Linked DNA regions of Homo sapiens: region 2 is linked to region 1. The links are chromatin contacts, found by POLR2A ChIA-PET in ENCODE. All regions are on one chromosome and are shown on one strand. Each heading gives the region's core, a stretch centred on a gene start or an enhancer-like site at or near the end of the contact. The rest is flanking DNA. Distances are from core to core; before and after follow the strand shown. Region 1 overlaps LOC105378920 (a long non-coding RNA gene). Region 2 overlaps TENT5C (terminal nucleotidyltransferase 5C).

The links. ChIA-PET counts read pairs that join two places held with the same protein, here RNA polymerase II (POLR2A).
Region 2: POLR2A ChIA-PET joins it to region 1 with 26 read pairs in activated CD4-positive, alpha-beta T cell. The contact joins two enhancer-like sites. POLR2A ChIA-PET finds 5 or more read pairs at or near these places in 3 of 52 experiments (CD8-positive, alpha-beta memory T cell, OCI-LY7 and activated CD4-positive, alpha-beta T cell).

What each region holds. Positions count from the first base shown.
Region 1 is chr1:116,323,311-116,328,167 of GRCh38, forward strand. All of the region lies in intron 2 of LOC105378920 (a long non-coding RNA gene), which reads right to left. Among named protein-coding and RNA genes, the nearest start is that of ATP1A1, 48 kb to the right of the region's middle. Within about 2 kb of position 2,686, at least 11 of the 41 ENCODE cell types and tissues checked have a DNase peak (open chromatin) inside an H3K27ac peak, as active enhancers do.
Region 2 is chr1:117,610,591-117,615,447 of GRCh38, forward strand. The region is part of intron 1 of TENT5C (terminal nucleotidyltransferase 5C); the gene reads left to right. Among named protein-coding and RNA genes, the nearest start is that of TENT5C, 7.0 kb to the left of the region's middle. Within about 2 kb of position 1,986, at least 8 of the 41 ENCODE cell types and tissues checked have a DNase peak (open chromatin) inside an H3K27ac peak, as active enhancers do.

The DNA.
Region 1 (4,857 bases), core at 1,436-3,935:
CAATGTTCCAGTAGTGGCATAAAAAATCTGGGAATGTAAATAAAAGACTTGGCCCTTTTCCTTGATTGTAGGTTTGTCATTTAACTTTGCTATGTTCTACTTTCCTTGTCTATAAAACAGGTACAATAATCATGCTGAAGGTATGATGAGACTATATATATGAAAGCTCTTAGAAAATGGTATTCAGGCTATTCAGGTATCTTGGCTTTCATCTACTAAATACAGACATGGTGTGAAATAGACACATACTTGTACAATAATAGCTGATGTTGACATTGACTGTTTACTGTGTACAGACGCTGTGCTAAGTGCCTACAGTCACCATTTCATTTCATCCTTTCAACACTGTGGGATAGGTATTGGTGTTATTCCCATTTCACAAGTGGGAAAAAGCAAGGCATGGAAAGATAAGTAACTCTCCAAGTCATACAGTGGGAAAAGGTGGAGTCAGGTGGAATTTCAACCCAGGAGGCTTCTTTTCAGAGCCTGTGCTGTTAACTGCTATCTTATACTGCCTCCCATATATAAGTACAGTCATATGTCACTTAACGCTGGGGATACATTCTGAGAAATGTGTACTGAAGCAATTTAGTCCTTGAACAAACATCATAGAGTGTACTTACACAAACATAGATGGTATATATGTTTTTATTTATATATGTTTTCATATGGAAAACCAAATGTCCCAGCACAATTGCTGAATATCAGTCATTTCCCCTGCTTGAGCTGCAATGCCAGTATCAAGTCCCATATATCAGATTTCTACATATGCTCCCTTATAATCTTATGGGACCATCATATATATATATATATATATATATATGTGTGTGTGTGTGTGTGTGTGTGTGTGTGTATATGTATATATGTGTATATATATACATATATGTATATATATACACACACACACACATATATATATATAGTGCATGACTGTATAATAAAATGACACTGGACTTTAGGAGGCTGAGGCAAGCAGATTGCCTGAGCTCAGGAGTTTCAGACCAGCCTGGGCAACATGGCAAAACCCCGTTTCTACTAAAATACAAAAGAAATTAGCTGGGCATGGTGGCACGCCTGTAATCCCAACTACTCGGGAGGCTGAGGCAGGAGAATTGCTTGAGCCCAGGAGGCAGAGGTTGCAGTGAGCTGAGATGGTGCCACTGCGCACTAGTCTGGTGACAGAGCGAGACTCAGTCTCTACATAAAAAAAAAAAGATATTGGAAGGCTTATATAAACAATTAGGTTTATTATCAAAAGATAAGCATTTAGCCTACACACTCCAGCCAGAAGAGTCCAATACAAACAAATAGCTCACTATGTTGGCACCCTGGAAGAGAGCCTCATTAGTCCCCAGCACCAATGGATAATGTCTCAGTTCTTGGTGTTTCCTGACCAGTCTCTTCCTATTGCTTCTCCTGAACCACCATCACGCTCTGGCCTTTCCTTCTGCTGAAATTCAGTGACTTTCAATACCTATTCACATTGCTCTTCCTGCCTGACTGCCAGGAAGCCTTCTCAAACTCCAAGGCTGGCCTGCCTTTCCACTTTGCTCTGGCCCTTAGAACACCCTGAGCTTCCCTCTGTCCCAGGAGAACCCCTTTACTCCTGGATCTGTTTCCTGTCATATGCACCTCAAGGGCTGTACTGCGTTTTCCTCATCTTTGTATCATCAGGATTTCATGAGGCCCACATTTAAGTTTCTCAAGTAGTAAGTCTCTAAAAATTGCTAGACAATGGCATCTTGGATTGAATCCAGGAACAGATGAAGGACATTCTTGTGGAAAAACAGGTAAAATCTGAATAAAATCTGAAGTTTAGTTAATAGTATTGTGCCAGCATTGATCTCCTAGTTTTGATAAATGTACCATAGTTATGTAAGTTGTTAACATTAGAGGAAGCTGAATGAAGAGTATATGAAAACTTTCTGTATCATCTTTGCAACGTTTCTGTCAATCTACAACTATTTTGAAATAAAAAGTTCAAAAGTCCATCATTAGACAGCTTTGTAGCACAGTGGTTAAGGCCATCTTTTTGGAGTCAGGCAGACCTAAGTCACCTACTACACGTACTGTGTGGTCTGAGGCAAAGCAAAGCATACAGTATCTCCCAACCTCATTGTTAAATGGCCTGACACAGTAGAAACATTCAGTAATTGGTAATTGCTTTTGTTAAAATAAATGTTATATTCATAATAATATAGTATTATTTCTATAATAATTTAGCGAGGATATGGTCTGATCTTTCTTTTTTAAACTTAGCTCACACTGCACACCAGCATCCCACATCTGCCTCTCTGCTCAACAGATAGCATTCTCAATGTGCTAGGCTCTATTCCGACACTGGAAGTACAACAGTGAACAAAGCACAAAAAATCCCTGCTGTAAACAGCTTACCTTCTAGTGGAAAGAGACAGGCAATAGACATAAAATTTATAATACACTGGTTCTCAAAGTGAGTTCCCAGACCAGCAGCATCAGAATCACCTGGGAACTTTTTAGAAATGCAAATTCTTGGGCCTAACCCTAGATCTACTGAATCAGAAATCTGGGGATGGGCTCAGCAGACTGTTTTAATAAGCCCTCTAGGTGATTCTGATAAGTACTCAGGTTTAAGAAACACTGATACAGTGTCAGTGATAATCACTATTTTGGAGAGAACTAAAGCAGGAAATGGGTGGAGTGCTGGGGTGAGGAGACAGATTGTGGCTTTCAACAGGGTGATCAGAAAAGCCTTACTTCAAAGGTAACACCTGCTTGAAAACATCAAGATGAGGAAGTGGGCCTCCAAAATATCAAGGGAAGAGTGTTTCTGGGAAAGGAATATCAAACGCAAAGGCACTGAGTCAGGAGCAGGCCTGAGCTGTTCAAAGAAGAGCAGCTGTCCTGGGAGAGGTGGTGGGGCTCCAGGTTGCGTAGGGACTGGTAAGCCATTGCCCAAGAGTGTGACAGTCACACAGTCAATCATGGTTCTGCCAAAAACACTCTGCCTTTTCCTGTATGGCTCCAGGCCCTCCTCTACCCCCAAATCCACCCACCCTGCCTACCCTTCGTGGCTCTAGCCAGTTCCTTCTCTTCCTTGGGCTTCTCCATCCCCAACTTCTGATAAATAATTTGATAAATAGTTTGCTTGTTTTTGCCCTGTTGGACTGCTTAGTCTGAAAGAGAAACTCAGTCTTTTCCCTTCTTTCTTCACACTGCCTATCACAATGCCTGTGCATTGTGTCTGCCCCATAAATATTTACTAAGCTTCTCTTAAGGTGCCAGGATAGAAACCAACACATATTGGCACACAATAAACATTATTAATGCTGCCAATAATTTTGAAATTTCCTCTGTCACAGGGCACACAGGTTCATTCTCAAAGCCAAAGTATTTTGGATTCAGTTGAAGGATTAACCCAGAGTGTGACTTACAACCGGGAGAGGCACTCCCTATTCCCAGCTGCTCTCCCTTTGTGCCTGAATAGTTCTGGTTGGCTACAGCTCTGAGTATTGACAAAGAGCATCATCAATGTACTGCTAACCTTGGGCCAAAATACACCAAGCAGACAGGTAGCATGAAAAAAAAAAAATGGGTATTATGATCAGTCAGAGCTGGGTTTGAATTCAAGCCCAACCACCCATAGGGGATCTTACCCTTTTTTTTTTTTTTTTTCTAATATTGTAAATCCCTTTAGCAACTGAGATTGAAGCGTATGGACCATTTCCCAGTATGAGGCTTTTAAATGCATAAAATAAAGTGTATAAGATTACAGAGTAGATAATTTTTATTGAGATATAATAATGTTAAAAGCTATCAGAACACTTATAAAAATTGTGCTATAGTAATATTTCTACCTCATTATTGGTGCATTAAGTAATAAGATTTAGAGGCAGGTTTAATAAGTACCAAAATGTTGATGTAATACTGAGTGTAAATGATATTTCAAGATACTTAGAGTGTATGATGTTGTTAGAGGTAGGTGGAAGAAAAAAAGATTTTTTTCATCTTGTATCATCCTGAATTCTCTGCAAAGACCTGTTAATAACCCCATATTATAACTTGGGACAAACTACTTTGCTTCTCTAAGTTTCAATATCCTTACCTGTAAAATGATGCTCAATAGATGGCAGGTATTATTATTATTATTTTCAGCAGCAGTGTTAGTAGTTAAGGATACCCCATAAATATCCTGTAACATACTCTGTGTCACTTCTTGGTTATTAGCAGGGTCAGTTCTGTAAGTTGACTCAGTAGGAGGTCATCCTTTTGAGGATTTTTACTCCCCAAATGTCCCATATTGGCCTGAAATTTTATCTTTAGAAAAGAATGCATAGCTTTGGTAATGAAAGACTTTCAATTGCAAGAGACCCCTAATAAAAAATAAGAATTCCTGACAATCACCCTAAACCCTAGTCACACCCCACATAGTCCTAAGTTGGAAAGTGAAATATTTGCTAACCCAGGAGAAAAGATGAATGGCTTTAAAATAAAAAAGATGATATATACTTGGGACAATCTGCCCCCAATTCACTCTTTTCCCAGAGGACACTTTAAGGAGATGTAATTGTTTGCCAAACAAGATCATACCTTGTCTATAGTCATGGTCTCAAAGAGGATTTTCCTAAAGTTCAGTGGTGTATTTGGTTATAATTTGCCTGTGCCTATATAACCCATATATACCAGTTCATTCTTCAACTAAATTCCATCTTAAAATCATATCTTGACTATCTCTAAGTGACATTAAGTTGGTTTTCAAGCACTTGAGAGAAAAGTCCTTTCCTGAGGACCACCATTCCAAAATTGCTCTCTTCATGCTCCATGCAGTTTCTTCAAGCTGTGTGATACAATGCCCCCCAAACTTCAGTGTGCCTCAGA
Region 2 (4,857 bases), core at 736-3,235, 1.3 Mb after region 1:
GATCTCTGCTCACTGCAACCTCCACCTCGTGGGTTCAAGCGATCCTCCTACCTCAGCCTCCTGAATAGCTGGGACTACAGGTGCACACCACCACACCCAGCTAATTTTTTGTATTTTTAGTAGAGATGGGGTTTCACCATGTTGGCCATGATGGTCTTGGTCTCTTGACCTCGTGATCTGCCTGCCTCAGCCTCTCAAAATGCTGGGATTACAGGTGTGAGCCACCATGCCCGGCCAATACTTTCTTACAGTTCTTCCTTCTACCTTCTTTTCTAGTTCTTAAATTTTTATCTTTGATTGAATAAGCACAAAGTCCCATACTGTTACCATACTTAGCCTCCTATAAAAACATTTTGAGAAGAAAATTATCCATGAAACTGCAACTGCCCACACCCTCTTCCGTTGCCGTAAGCATCTCTCAACTTGTTTAGCCCTTATGAAGATAGAAGAGGTAACCCTCCACCTTTCCTGGCTGCTTGCCCCTGATCCCCAAACACACTCTGTCCATCGTTGCCCTCTGCTCGTCGTAGTTAGAGATGGGCATTAGGATCTCCACAGCTAGCCAGTGCTATATGGACTTGGGCAGTTTCAATCGTCATTCCTGTGGAATAACTGCAGCACAGCAGTAGCAGAAAGAGGACTGATCCAGAAGCAGAGATGACGCGTACACTCATCAAGTGCCTGATATGTGTCTAGAGGCTTGCTCACAGCTGCTCAGCTAGAGCTAGCACCGCTGCTATCTCCTGTGCCCAGGCTGTTTGTCATCTTTTTACCTCCTCTGCTTCTGAGGCTGACTTTAGCTGTGGGGAGACCTGGGCTCTGGTCCTGGCAGAGCCTTTACCTCTTCAGCCTTCAGCTTCTTCATTATAATAAGGACAATAAATTAGATCAGTGCTTTCCAGTAAAAATATGAGAGACACGATTAACTTCCTAGTAGTCCCATTAAAGAGTAGAAGTAGGTGAAATTTGGCCAGGGGCAGTGACTCACAGCTGTAACCTCAGGACTTTGGGAGGCTGAGGCAGGAGGATCCCTTGAGTCCAGGAGTTCCAGACCAGCCTGTATGACACAGCAAGACCCCATCTATATAAAAACAATTTTTTAAAAAATTAGCTGGGTGTGGTGGCACGTGCCTGTGGTACCAGCTACTCAGGAGGCTGAGGCAGGAGAATTGCTTGAGCCCAGGAAGTCAAGGCTGCAGTGAGCTGCCATCGAACCACGGCACTGCAGCCTTGGCAATAGGGTGAGACCCTGTATCAAAAAAAAGTGAAATTCATTTTAATAAGTGTATTTAATCTACCATATCAAATTTCATCATTTCAGTATGTAATCAATATAAAAAATCTAAATGAGATAGTTTACATTCCTTTTATCATACTGAGACCTTGATATCCAGTATGTGTTTTAGCATTTACAGCGGTACCTACTGTATTGGGCAGCACAAGTCTAGACCATCAGCAAAAATGTTTCACTCTCAAGTTCTGATTCTGCATGTGTGGGAGGCAAGATTTAACAACCCAAAGTTATGGAAGGAGAGTAGGAAGCAGGATATCAGCTCCACAGGGCCAGGGATCTTTGTCTCTTTCTTCCCAGTGCATCACAAGCTCCTGGAGCAGTGCTTGAAACATAGTAGGCATGCACATTTTTGAAAGAGTGAAAGGAAAGTCAGTTATGGCCAACTTACTGACAGTCATTCACACTGTGCGTCAGACTTGACACTAAAACACATGGTGTTGGATTCCTAGCCCGGTGCTCATTCTTTTTTTTTTTTTTTATAGTTTCTTAGAGAATAATCATAAGGCAATAGAATTTCAAGGAACTGCTGATAAAATCTTCTGAGACTGGCAGGGGACCAGGACTCAGTTTATCAACAATTAAGTTTTATCAACAATTAAAATTTGAGTGAAATTGCAAGAGGAAGTAACATTCAAGTCAAGTCAAAGTGTTTGAGCTGTCTGGTGACAGCACATTAATTACTTGATGAACGCTAAACATGAGCTGCTGCTATGCGCAGTACCTGGAGGCCCGGAACCTGCAACTTGAATGCCAACTCCTAAGGGAAGGATCCATGCAAAACAAAAACCTGGATGGAACTATGCACGTAATTAGCATCTGCTCTGAAATGGAGGTCAGCTCACACTTAGACACTTGTGAATGGGGTGTGTTTATGGTCTAACGTATGATAAGGGTGGCATTTGAGGAACTAAGAGTTGCTTGTCCCTTTCCTGATAAGGCCTGGGCAGGGAAGCTGCTAGTGATTAGACAGGACTTTTAGCTGACTGAGGTCTTCCTTTTGGACAACTGTTTAAAGCTGTAGGCTGGAGAGTTAGATGGTAAAGTAGCCTGTGGAAGCAGCCTTTGATGAAACCCGGAGGCTGTCAGCTCTTAAACCCTGTGGATTACGTGTAAGCTGAGTCATTCTTACAGTAAGCAGTCTCCTCCTTAGGAATCATCTCATTTTTCTCAGTCTGGGCAATCTCTAAAACAGAAAGGCAGGCTCTCTTTGGGGAGCTCTTTAAATGAATTCAGACCAGTAACACCTCTGATCTAGAAAGAAGCAGTTGATGGTGGGAAGGTGGTTACCAAGTAGCAACAAGGATTATTTCCATTTCAAGTTGTGTGTGTAGCACTTAATGCTGACACCTTGGAAAAAAATCAAGGCTTTTATGCCCTGCTTCCATCTGAAGATGTCTGTGTCCTGACCTTGTTAATATTTCCATTTGCAACCACGTCAGAGTATACCTTTCAACACTTGAACTTGTGTGGCATCCCTGCTGTAATATCTAGGCCAGTGTTTTGATTCTGTTTGCTGTTTTGCGGCCACAGCATTAGTTCTTCCAGCGTTATCTCTCCACCCACACTTGCCCAAGCATCCTATTTTCAAAGGTGGGAAAGAGCTTTCTGTTTGGAGTTGTCGTTGGTGGGTGTCTATGGATGGAGCCCAGTGATAACCATTCAGACTGTGTGTTGGCTTCTCACTTCTTAGTGGGAAGTGAGAATTCATGGAGGCCCCTTAAACAGCGGAGATCACAGCCTGGTTCTGTGGCCTGCCTGGGTTTCAGTCCAGGGCTGCTTTCCACAGCTCATGTGGGAATCTAACCACATTTTTTGACTCTAGTAAACATCATTGGTAAATGGCTGGAGGATGATAATAACCTTAAGAAAATAGAATGAGACGCTGGCTGAATGCAATGGAGCTGAGAGTGAGAAAAGACCAACTGTGGGGTTTGTTGCGTCACTGACTTAGAAATGTTTTCTCTGGGCACAGCTTTGTGGCCTGGGGCAGTTACTTCTTTGAACTCAGGTAGAATGTGTTGCGGGCATTTAAGTGGGCAACTGTAAAAATAACATCTTGGAAAAATAGTGAGCATAGGATATATTTTATTGGCCTTTTAAAAAGTAAAGCATTATTTTATCTGTTTTTATTGCTTCAGGCCATTCATAATCTAAGCTGCTATTCCATGTACATGAAACACTCGAGTGTCTGTTATCTGTAACTTTCATGTGTTTGGGGCTGTGGAGGAGTCTCCAGAATGTGGCCCCCTCCCTATGTGGGGGGTCTGGCCCTAGGGAGGAGCTGGCAGACAAAAGCCTTCCTTAGACTGCCTCCAAACCCTTCCTAGATAACTTCTGGCCTTCATCCCCCAAGGAATTCAAGGAGTAAGAGAGGAGGATTTTTTTCAGAAGGCCATATCCATGTTGACCCTGGTTTTTCTCGTTTCTGCCCGGTTATCTGCTGCTGCACATGCCAAGCAAAATGACCAAGGTCCATGGTCATTCGAAGCGCCTGGCTCTTTTCTTATGGGTGAAAGAATCTCAAGGGTCAAACTACATGCAGGTGGGGGAAGTGACGGTGTCCAGTCTCAGGTTCAGCATTCATGAGGTCCTGTGTACGTTCCAGACTTTCTGCTTTCAGTTTTGTTCCAGCTCTCCTTCCTGGGCTGGCCCTTTAAGTCCTGGTCACTGCCTGCAAATTTATCAGCCATTTCTCTGTAGCTCCAGTTGGGTTATTGGCTTCTTTGATCTGAGAAGGTTGCCGTCTCGACTGTAGCTAGTGTCCTGTTCTGTTGCTTCATCAGCCTATCAACACTCTGATCTCCCAGCCATCAGAGGAGTCTCAGTAATTGTTCCTTTATTCCATGAGCAAAGCAGCATGCCTTAGTTTTCTGGATCAGGATCAGCCCATTCCTGATAATCTCCCTCCTGTGCCATTAATTTTTCCTCTTATTACTAGTTCAGCAAGGCGACTGTGCAGCACCTTCCACTCTTGGGTTCTCTCTCTCTTCTGGACTTGGTTTCTCTAAAATCACCACTGTTCTGCAACGTAGCAAGCATCTTGGAGCTCCCTGGGAAGTTAGGATCCTAGGCCTTCATCTCCCAGCCATTGTTCCTTTAAAACAAACAGTAGCATAACGATTAGCATTTCTACACTTAATCACATTCAGTTCTGGTGGCTCCAGCCTGCAGTTTCTATGCTGACAGTTGTTAGATACTTCAGTTCTAAATGCTTCTCCCTTGCTTTCAGAATTTGCCATCTGGCCTTACCTCACTCAGGTGGCCTTAGCGGTCTAGCCAAACTTCTTTCCTACCATCTTATTTTTTAAAAATCTTTATACCTTCCTTCCTTTTCTTTCTACTTACTGTCATCTCCTTCCTCTGACCATCTAAGCACAACCAGCTCTTCTTCAAGCTCCCTGCCCCACCAAAGCTATCCACCTTTTAGGAAGACTCTTAAATTCCATTTCTGCTACTCACCAGCAGTGCATCCTTGGACAGTTTACAATTTGCACATCCTCTTTGTTCTCCAGTTTTCCCATCTGTAAGTGGGGGAGTAGGAGGAATGGTATCTCTTTTATGGG